2 separate regions of the Homo sapiens genome follow, and region 1 is linked to region 2. A link is a loop called in an ENCODE intact Hi-C map of the cell type or tissue named here. Cell type or tissue: heart left ventricle. All regions are shown on one strand. Links, peaks and the distances in the headings refer to the core of each region. The heading gives the core; the rest is flanking DNA.

Evidence for each region. Hi-C counts contacts between places; a loop is a spot of excess contacts. Peaks named below come from ENCODE experiments on the same cell type or tissue, not always from the same donor. Only the 100,000 strongest peaks of a DNase experiment are listed, where the experiment ranks them.
Region 1: it touches region 2 in a loop (2.1-fold over the local background); 62 of 110 quality-filtered maps call a loop at or near these places.

What each region holds. Positions count from the first base shown.
Region 1 is chr20:64,037,119-64,042,476 of GRCh38, forward strand. C20orf204 (chromosome 20 open reading frame 204) reads left to right here. Exons shown (of 4, transcript NM_001387010.1): 2 at 809-1,084; 3 at 1,178-1,330; 4 at 1,504-1,883. The coding sequence ends at 1,641. Among named protein-coding and RNA genes, the nearest start is that of C20orf204, 3.6 kb to the left of the region's middle. RefSeq lists an enhancer at 1-531 and silencers at 1,177-1,246, 1,347-1,666, 1,857-2,136. In heart left ventricle, for the core only: a CTCF peak has its summit at 2,002 (motif pointing right); DNase peaks (open chromatin) are centred at 1,593 and 2,063; H3K4me3 peaks cover 2,563 bases; H3K27ac peaks cover 3,845 bases; H3K27me3 peaks cover 4,618 bases.
Region 2 is chr20:64,117,430-64,122,787 of GRCh38, forward strand. No RefSeq gene overlaps it. Among named protein-coding and RNA genes, the nearest start is that of NPBWR2, 13 kb to the left of the region's middle. RefSeq lists enhancers at 2,819-3,318, 2,987-3,281. In heart left ventricle, for the core only: CTCF peaks have their summits at 3,191 (motif pointing left) and 3,391; a DNase peak (open chromatin) is centred at 3,162; H3K4me3 peaks cover 247 bases; H3K27me3 peaks cover 1,965 bases.

The DNA.
Region 1 (5,358 bases), core at 60-5,059, 80 kb before region 2:
AGGCCCTCCATTTTGGGTCGGGGGAGGCCTGTGGCACAGGCTGCCCGGAGGGATGGCGTGGGGCGGCTGGTACAGGCAGAGGGGCCTTTTGCGACTGTTGGTTGGGGCTGGATGTGGTGGCTCCTTCCTCCTCTATAGCTTCTGGGTGTCCCCCTAGCTTTCCCCTTCCAATAGGGTGTGGCTTGGAGCTCTGAGCCCCTGCCCCAGTTGGGTTGGGGGTACAAGGAGTCCCCAGTTCCCACGTCTCTGTGAGCTAACCCAGAGGGCGCCAGTATGGGAGGTGTGGAGTTGAATGGGCATGGCCATGAGTGAGACAGGCTGTACTGGGACAACTTCCTACTGTACCCCCAAGAGCCTGCAGACCAGCCCCACTAGAGCTGTACGGGGCTGGTGGGGGGCCCTGCTCTGTGCGGTCCTGAGGGTGCTCCACCCCTTGCTGGCCCCACTCCCACGTGGACCACAGAGCCAGGCTCTCCTGACTCTGGGCCTGCCCCCTCTATCTCCTGATGGGTTCTTCAGGACTCAGTGACATCGCCTCCCAGCCGACATCACTCACCCCTTTCACATCTTTGCAGGGAGCATAGAACTGTCTGGTTTGCAGACCTATCTCTTGTGTCTCCTGATTTATCCCGCCAGGCCTGTGCCTACAGCCTTTCTTGATTGGTGACACGTCCATTTCATTCGCTCAGAGATCCCGTGGGGTGGGGCAGGGGGTGGGGCTTCTACGGAAACAAAGTGCAGGTGGGCTGGCTGCTCCCTGTGCTGGGAACACCCCCCAGGCCTAACCCCAACCTGCTGTCTCCTCCAGGTACCCCCTAAGCCTGCACTCTGGGCGCTCCTGCTGGCGCTGCTGGGGACCGCGCCAAGCCGCGCCTATTCCCCGGCCTGCAGCGTCCCCGACGTGCTCCGCCACTATCGCGCCATCATCTTCGAGGATCTGCAGGCCGCCGTGAAGTGGGGCGGGGCGGGGGCCGAAAAGACCAGGCCAGGCTCCAGACACTTTCATTTCATACAGAAAAACCTGACTAGACCCGGGAGCTCGGGACGGCGGGGACGGCCTCGGGCCTCCTGTGGCGCCCAGAAGGTATGGAGGAGGCGCCCCTACCCAAGCTCGCCGGCCTGCTCCTCTCTCAGTTTCCCCCCACCCCCACCCCGCCTTCCTCCCTTCCCTCCCCAGGAGCACAGTATCCTCCTGTCCATCTCGTCCCTGGGTCGGACCCTGCGCGGGGCGGTGGCCGGGGGCCGCCGCGGGGCCCTGGAGAGAGCTGCTTGGACCGTGGCTGTGCGCACCGAGGCGGTGATGCGGCGCCACTGCAGGACGCTGCGCCAGGTGTGCGTCCCTGAGTGCACCCAGAGCCAGACCTCCCTTAACCCCCACAGGGCCGCCGCGCGTCCCGGGGCTCCACGGCCCTAGGCTGAAGTCGGGCTGGGTCGCGTCTCCCTTCCCGGGCCGGGCCGGGCGCGGGGGCCGTGCGCATTCGCTGACCGCCCTGTCCCCGACAGCGGAGCCGGCGGCCCAAGATGCGCCCTGCCCGGCGTCGCGGCGGCCGAAGGCAGCTCCTGCTGCGCGCCCTGGACGCCGTCGCCACCTGCTGGGAGAAGCTCTTCGCGCTGCGCGCCCCGGCCTCCAGGGACTCCTAGCGCGGCCCGTCCTGGCCCTGCGCGGGGAGGAGAACCAGCGGGGCCGCGGCAGAGCCTGGAGACGCGCCTCGTTCTGTAGACTTGTTGGTGACCTCGGCCCCTCGCTCGACGCAGCCCGCGCTCCCCGGAGGGCCCAGGACTTGGAGAAGGGAGCGCGCCTGGCCGCCGCTGGGTCACGGAGGAGGCCCGCCCTCCACGCGCCGAAGGCCTCAATAAACGGAGCTGGCGCTGCGGGTCCGGCACTCCCTTCGCCTGCCTCTCTGTGGGCCTAGGACCGCCCCGGGATCTGCGCCTCGGTGGCGGGGGGCGGTGGAGGGGGAATGCGGAGACCCGCACTTCCTGTGGCACCTGGACGGGGCGGAGCCGCCGCTCCCAGCCTCGGGCAGCAGAGGGCGGACGCGGGACGCTGGGCGCGCTCCGGCTCTGTCAGCGGCTCCCGGCTGGGCGGAGGGCAGAGCGGGGGACTCCTGGGGCCCCTAAAACGTCACGTATCCGTCCTGCTCCACTTTGGACCGGGGCCGGGGGTGGAAATTGAGGGGAGGGGAAGGCTGGACTTGGTGAATTCGGAGCAAAACAACCGGATAAAGGAAACGGGCCCGAAGGGAAGCGGGAGCTGCGGGCCTTGGCTGTGAGCTTGGCCAGGCTATTTCCTGCTGCCTCCGGAGGGGTGACCACGGCCTGGGCTCAGAGACTGCCCAGCCCCCTCTGCAGGACTGGCCAGGCTGGGGCCCGCTTTCTGGCCCCTGGAACCCTCCATTTGCTGGGGGACTGTCCCCTGGTTCCCCCATCTGATGCGCAGGTCTGGGAGTCTGTCACCCCCCTCCCCCAATCTCGGCCCATGGAGGAGCAGGGGAGGTAAAGTACCTGACACCTGTTACCCTCCCCTTCCCGGAAAGGCCGCGAGCAGGCTGTGCCTCTGGCATTCTGTGGGATCAGGGGCAGCAGCAGAAGAAAGAAGTAACCTCCCAAGCTGACCCTGACCCAGCCCCACACTCTGTGTTAATGTATTTAGTCTGTGCAACGGGAGCTACTGTCTCTGTTTTATAGATGGGGAAACTGAAGCACGAGGAGGCTGAGACTTGCCCCAAATCACAGCCAGCAATGTAAGAGCTGGCCTCAGACCCAGGCCCAGGGCATGGGATCTGCCACATGTCCCCTGCCTGGAGGCTGGGGGCCAAGCTTCCTGGACTTCAGAGCCTTGGATTCCCCTGCAGAGTTAGCACTTCTGACAGAGTCCCTGGCCATGCTCTGAGCACAAACACCTAGCAAGCATTCCCAGCCCTAGTTCTGCATTGCCTGCTCCGTGGGGGCCAGTGGGGGCAAGTGTGGGAGGGATGAGGGGGAGATGCAGGGTGCAGGAGCCCCAGCTGGAGCCAAAGCACTTGAGGGGGGTGCTTGGACTTATCCCGAGGCAGCGGAAGGTCTTTGGTGAAAGAGGGATGTTAGAGTTGGAATCTAGAAAGGTTCCCGTGACTTGTGTGGAGGGTTGGTGAGGACAAAGGGGTGGAGAGAGGTCCAGGCTGCCCAGGGTCCTGGCTGGAGTACCTGGGTGGGTCTGTGGGGAGCCTGAACATGGGAAGCACTAAAGGGGGAGTGGGTCGGTTTGAGGGCCCTGAGGGAGCTGGGGAACTGTGGACGTGGCTGGGCTCAGCTGGGCGTGCTGGTGTATGGAGCATAAGGTATGGACAGCCGAGCATGGCTGGGAGGCAGCTGAGTTGGGGCCTGGAGAGAGTCCAGGGTTCTGGGCTGGGCTCAGGGACAGGATGGGGACAGGCCCTCCATGAAGGCTCCCACTGTCACATTGCCCCAGGGGCAGCTGACTTTTGCACTTGGACCTGCCCCAACCCCTGGGCCATGGGGAGGGCACTCCTCTCCTGTCCATGCATGACCTCCTGGGCGGCCCCTTGGCTCCTGCCCACCCGCAATGCTCCCGTTCTGCTGTTGAGAGCAGTCAGAGGCTGGGGATGTGGGTGGGCAACAGAAACAGCTCCCTCTACCCTGACTGAGAAAGGTTCAAACAAACCACAGCCTCTTGGGGGCAGGAGGAGGAACAGAGGCCTCAGGATTTTGGGGACACATGTCGGTGCCTAGTCCTGGACCACGACCACGTGGGTGGGTGAGAAGTCCTGCATCCTGGCCCATGGCTCCTCTCCCTCATGCAGAATGGGAGCAAGGTGGGCTTTGGGCTTCTGGGACAAAGTTCACTTGTCCAGGGTGGGGACAGCCCAACCAGACTAGGTCTAGGGGCATGTGTGGAGCTACACGAAGCGGCCCAGAGCTACCGAGAGCCACAGAGACTAGGAGAGAAGCCGCAGGTGCCTGCTCAGACCTGAGAGGCTCAGGTCCTCTTTGGGCTCAGCACTGGGACCGTAGCTCTTCTGTAGCTCCATGAGGATAGAGGCATGTCTCCCTCAGCATGATACACCAGCACCTGGCCCAGGCCAGCACACGAGCTGCTCAACAAATGTTTGTTAGCTGGAACTGACCAGAACCAACCCAGAGATGGAAAGAGACTCACTGGGCCCACGGCTGATAGGGACAGAGCCATTGGCCACGGAACCACTGAGGGCAGATCCCATGGACTGGCCCTGTATGTCTCTAGACCGACTGGTGGTGCCTTCCCTGCAGAGGCCCAGGGCAGGTGGCCTGAGCCTGGTTCTTCGTAAAATACTGTTTCTGGGTTGGGGCTGCACACAGTACTGTCCCGTCCCACCCTCATGCCTTTTCAGGGCTTGGCTGCTCCAGGGAGGTGGGGGCTGTGCCAGGGTAACAGATGGAGCCTGCAGGGCGCTGGCTGGGGTTGTGCAACTTCCCACAGCCCAGGAGCCAGGCCCCTCCATGTGCCGCACTGGGAGGAGGGGGCCGGGCAGGCTTTGAAGGGGACCTGGGTCCCGAGGCCTCCCCAGACTGGGAGTCTTTGAAAGAACATCTGGAACTCGGGCAACTGGCTGACTAGTGTCTGGATTTGCAAAACCAAAAGTTAATCCCGACTTTGCCTCCTGTGTGTTCCCCACCCCTGCCCCCAAGCTCCTCTCTCTCCCCAGCCCACCTCCACCCCTTCAGCGGTGGGGCGCGCAGCCTCTCAGGGTCTCCCAAAGCACCTTCCCCCACCACCGCCACCGGCCCCCACCCCAGCCTGGGAGTTTTGCCGAAGCTGACCAGAGGGAGGTGGTGGGGAAGATGGATGTTTTCTGAGTGCCTGCCATACCCAGGCCCTGTGAGCGGACGGGACAGACCGTCACACCGCGGCTGGAGATGGCTGGGGGGCAGTGTGAGTGGTCCTCAGAGGAAACAGCTGCGCCCAGACCTGGGAGGTGCCCGGCCTTGCGTGGGCTCTGAGCCCTGCAGGTGTGCAGGGAGGCCCCCCTGCTCCAGCTGTGGCTGACTCGGAACCAAGTCCCCCCAACTCCAGGAAACACATACTCACTGGTGGGGGGATGTCAGGTGCTGGGGCCCATTGTCTCTGCCAGTGCCTTCAGGACCCTAGGGGGGGCCCAGCGACAGCCCCCATCCTGCCCCCTCCCCAGGAAAAGACGCAGCTCCGTAAACACAGAAACAACCATCGCTCCCTCCCCGCTCTTCCCCTCCCCATTAAAATCCGGAAGAGCCAGCGGGAGGTCGCACCTGCTGGGGGAAGTGAGTCCTTGTTTTGGGGGAAATGAGGAGGTCAGGCCTCTGGGCGCAGGGCAGAGCCGCGTGCGCTGGGGAGGTGGGCAG
Region 2 (5,358 bases), core at 244-5,243:
AGCTGTGCAGGGCATGAGGGCACCCTGATGTGACGGGGGGGCCTGGGCAAAGCTGTGTGGGGCATGAGGGCACCCTGATGTTGGGGGCGGTCTCTGGGCAAAGCTGTGCGGGGCATGAGGGCACCCTGATTTTGGGGGTGTGTCTGGGCAAAGCTGTGCAGGGCATGAGGGCACCCTGATGTGGGGGGGTGCCTGGGCAAAGCTGTGCGGGGCATGAGGGCACCCTGATGTTGGGGGGGGTCTCTGGGCAAAGCTGTGCGGGGCATGAGGGCACCCTGATGTTGGGGGGGTGTCTGGGCAAAGCTGTGCGGGGCATGAGGGCACCCTGATGTGGGGGGGGTTGTCTGGGCAAAGCTGTGCGGGGCATGAGGGCACCCTGATGTGGGGGGGTCTCTGGGCAAAGCTGTGCGGGGCATGAGGGCACCGTGATGGGGGGGTGTCTGGGCAAAGCTGTGCGGGGCATGAGGGCACCCTGATGTGGGGGGGGTGTCTGGGCAAAGCTGTGCGGGGCATGAGGGCACCCTGATGTGGCGGGGGGGGGCCTGGGCGAAGCTGTGCGGGGCATGAGGGCACCCTGATGTTGGGGGGGGTGTCTGGGCAAAGCTGTGCGGGGCACGAGGTCACCCTGATGTTGGGGGGGGGTGTCTGGGCAAAGCTGCGCGGGGCATGAGGGCACGCTGATGTGGCAGGGGGTGTCTGGGCAAAGCTGCGCAGGGCATGAGGGCACCCTGATGTTGGGGGGGGTGTCTGGGCAAAGCTGTGCGGGGCATGAGGTCACCCTGATGTTGGGGGGGTGTCTGGGCAAAGCTGCGCGGGGCATGAGGACACCCTGATGTGGGGGGGGTGTCGGGGCAAAGCTGTGCGGGGCATGAGGGCACCCTGATGTTGGGGGGGGTGTCTGGGCAAAGCTGTGCGGGGCATGAGGTCACCCTGATGTTGGGGGGGTGTCTGGGCAAAGCTGTGCGGGGCATGAGGGCACCCTGATGTGGGGGGGGGTGTCTGGGCAAAGCTGTGCGGGGCATGAGGGTACCCTGATGTTGGGGGGGGTGTCTGGGCAAAGCTGTGCGGGGCATGAGGGCACCCTGATGTTGGGGGGTCTGGGCAAAGCTGTGCGGGGCATGAGGGCACCCTGATGTGGGGGGGGTGTCTGGGCAAAGCTGTGCGGGGCATGAGGGCACCCTGATGTGGGGGGGTCTGGGCAAAGCTGTGCGGGGCATGAGGGCACCCTGATGTGGGGGGGGTGTCTGGGCAAAGCTGTGCGGGGCATGAGGGTACCCTGATGTTGGGGGGGGTGTCTGGGCAAAGCTGCGCGGGGCATGAGGGCACCCTGATGTGGCGGGGGGGGGCGTGGGCGAAGCTGTGCGGGGCATGAGGGCACCCTGATGTTGGGGGGGGTGTCTGGGCAAAGCTGCGCGGGGCATGAGGGCACCCTGATGTTGGGGGGGGGTGTCTGGGCAAAGCTGCGCGGGTCATGAGGGCACCCTGATATGGTGGGGGGTGTCTGGGCAAAGCTGTGCAGGGCATGAGGGCACCCTGATGTGGCGGGGGGGCCTGGGCAAAGCTGTGCGGGGCATGAGGGCACCCTGATGTTGGGGGGGGTGTCTGGGCAAAGCTGTGCGGAGCATGAGGGCACCCTGATGTTGGGGGGGTGTCTGGGCAAAGCTGTGCGGGGCATGAGGGCACCCTGATGTGGGGGGGGGTGTCTGGGCAAAGCTGTGCGGGGCATGAGGGCACCCTGATGTGGTGGGGAGGGCCTGGGCAAAGCTGTGTGGGGCATGAGGGCACCCTGATGTCGGGAGGGGGGCAGGCCTGGGCTCAGCCAGAAGACAGCCCCAGTTCCTCCAGCATGGCTGGGCCCCATCCCACCTCACTTCCTTCCATCTCCACCTTTGCCGACTCCTGGGATCTGAGCCTCCTCCTGGTCTGTCTCTGGTTCTGAATGCCTCCTATGTGCCGGGTGCTGACAGCTAAAGATACATCCGTGTTTCATTTTGTCTCCACAATGGCCAGGGGCAGTACTACTGTCATCCCATCTAGCAGATGGGAACAGGAGGCTCTGATGGAGTTTCCCTGGAGCGTGCTTGCTAACCGTGGAGCAACAGGGCACTCAGCTTCCGCACGGAGCTTCCCAGAGCCTGTGGCTTCCTCTCAGGGCTCCGGCAGTGTTGAATGTGGGGAGCTCACACTCTCACCAGGGAGACCTCATACCTGCTGCTTATCACCTGGGAGATGTTTTCTGCCCACAGAGGCTCCGTCACATCTCTGGCTGCTCGGGGAGGTGAGTGGGGCCCTGCTCACTCAGGACAAAGGAGGCTGAGGTGGAGCTCTAGGCCCCTCTTCCCCACCCACTTGAGTGCACCCCGAAGGCACGTGGAGTTCCTGGGGTGCTGCCTGTGGTCGGGCCAGAGACTGCTCCACTGTCCAAACTGTGCTCATAGGTATGTGGCCTGGGGACTGTTGCCGTGGAACCGGGTAAAGAGCCCTGTGGACCTGTGCTCCCAACTCAGGCCAGTCAAGGGTGCCACTGTGGCCTAGATAGTCTCCTGAGGGGAGCAGACCAGGTGGAGGTCAGGAGTACAGGTCTGGGACTGGCTTTTTCCTTGCTGTGTGGCCCAGGGTGAGTTACCCAACCTCTCTGAGCCTCTGTCTCCTCACTTGTCAAATGGGGATCGTAATTTTCCTGCCTCAGGCTGGAGGCTTGCACGTGTTGGGCCAGCCCCATCTGAGGTCCCACCTGCCCGTGCTGCTCTGGACCTGGTCTGGGGTTTCGGCCTTGGGCCTGGGCAGCTCAGGTGGATGCTTGGAGGGAGCACTGACCTCAAGTCAGCTGTGAGTAGGACGGGAGGCTGGTGAGCGGCAGCAAGCTGCAAGCCACAGGCAGGGAGAACTTCCCGGAGGTAGAGAGAGAGAGAGAGAGAGAGAGAGAGAGAGTGTGTGTGTGTGTGTGTGTGTGTGTGTGTGTGTGTGCGCCCTTCTTAGCCTGGGCAAAGAATTGGGAGACCAGCAGGCCAGCGCTGGCTCTGCCATGGAGGGGAAGCACTTTGAAGCCCCACTGTTCCTGGACTAGCTCTGCTGAACCACAGAGGGGCCGCCGTTTTCCCTTGGCTGGGGTAGAGGAACAGGGTCCTTCCTGTGGCTCCTGGCTGAGCCAGGTTCTGTGCGACGCGGACCAACCCTGACCCCCAGTGGCCAGTTCCGAGAACTGCTGCAGAGGAAAAGGGACCATTCAGTAGGGTGGGGGTGGGGGCTTGCGCGGCATTCATTTTCGAGTGGACATGGGGGCAGGCAGGCCAGTCTCTGATGATTTAAGGATGCTGTGGTTTGAATATTTGTCACCTCCAAAACTCAAGTTGGAATTTAATCCCCAATGTGGCAGTATTGAGAGGTGGGGCCTTTAAGAGGTGATTGGGTCACAAGAGCTCTGCCCTCATGAATAGATTAATTTATTTATAGATTAATGGGTTATCATAGGAGTGGGGCTAGTAGCTTTATAAGAAGAGAGAGACCTGAGCCAGCACGCTCAGCCCCTCACCATGCGACGCCCTGCACTGCCTTGGGACTCTGGGGTTCCCACCAGCAAGAAAACCTCACCAGATGTGGCCCATTGACCTTGGACTTCCCAGCCCGCAGAACTGTAAGAAATACATTTTGTTTCTTTTAAATTACCCAGTTTCTGTTATAAGCAGCAGGAAACAGACTAAGACAAGGGGCAAGCCAGCCTCTGCCCACAAGGAGCTCCATTCTGGTGTGGAGAGACCCAAACACACAACTATGCTCTTTGTCTTGCTAGAGACTTGTTTTGTGGTGGCCCCAACCTCAACTTGCCAGCAATTTGTAAAAGAACCAAGTCAATTTTACACAGCAAATTAAACCCCAGGGTAAATGTGTGTACCTGGATTCCAATAGTAGGTAAAGATTCTTAATGGTGAAAACTATGACTCCTGTTAAAACTCTTGTGTTCTGTTCTTACCACTGAGTTTAAACAACAACTCTGTGCTAATCGTATAAAGAATATTTTTGTCTGGACTGTCTACGGCCAAGTTCTCCACCCTGGATGTGCACAGAATCCCCTGGGGACTTCAGGAGCTCACTGGAGCTGGTTCCACCCCCATGCCCAGGCTCTGATGTGCTTGGTCTGGGCTGGGGCCTGGGCACCAGTGTTGTCCTAGTTTTGTGTTGCTATGAAGGAATATCTGAGGCTGGGTAATTTCTTTTTCTTTTTCCTAGGTGAGGAGAAGGATAGAGGCTGGGCCATTATAAAGAAAAGAGGTTTGTTTGGCTCACGGTTCTGCAGGGTGTACGGGAAGCACGGTGCCGGCACCTGCTTCTGGGGAGGCCTCAGGGAGCGTGCACTCATGGCGGGAGGTGTCTCATGGTAAGAGAAGAGGCGAGAGAGAGGGGCGATGCCAGGATTTTTTTAAAACAACCAGCTCGTGTGGGAACTAATAGAGCAAGAACTCACTCATCACCATGAGGAGGGCACTAAACCATTCATTCTGGATCCTTCCCTATGACCCGAACACCTCCCACCAGGCCCCGCCTCCAACATCGGGGATTAAATTTCAACATGAGGTTCGGGGACAAACGTCCAAACTATAGCAGGTATTTCTGAAGAACACCCAGGTGTTTCAAAGCTGGGGTGAAGCCGTGGGTTAACACTGTTTTTCAGACATGGCTGGAGACCTGGGGTTCCTACACCACAGAGTCTCCCTGCCAGAGTTCTCAGCTCCTGGGGAGGCTGAGGTGGGTGGATCACTTGAGGTCAGGAGTTTGAGATCAGCCTGGCCAACATGGTGAAACCCCGTCTCTACTAAAAATACAAAAAATGTAGCCAGGCGTGGTGGCACACACCTGTAATTCCAGCTACTCAGGAGGCTGAGGCACGAGAATCACTTGATCCTGGGAGGCGGAGGTTGCAGTGAGCTGAGATCTCACTACTGCACTCCAGCCTGGGTGACGGAGTGAGACACTGTCAAAAAAAAAAAAAAAAAGAAAGAAGAAAGAGAAGTATCATGATAAAAGAAATAATATTTTAAAAAAAGACAGTGTGGTATTTGCATCAAGATAGACAGATCAATAGAACAAATTAGAGATACCAGAAATAGACCCACAAATATGAGCAAGTGATTTTCAACAAAGCTGCAAAGGCAATTCAATAAAGGCAAGTTTTGTTCTCAGTAAATGATGCTAAACAGTTGGATATCCATATGCAAAAAAATGAACTTTGATCCATACCTTGTACTATATTAAAATATTGTCAATATGGATCATAAACCTAAATGTAAAAGCTAAAATTATAAAACTTCTATAAGAGGACATAGAAGAAAACCTTTGCAAACTTAGATCAGGCAAAACATT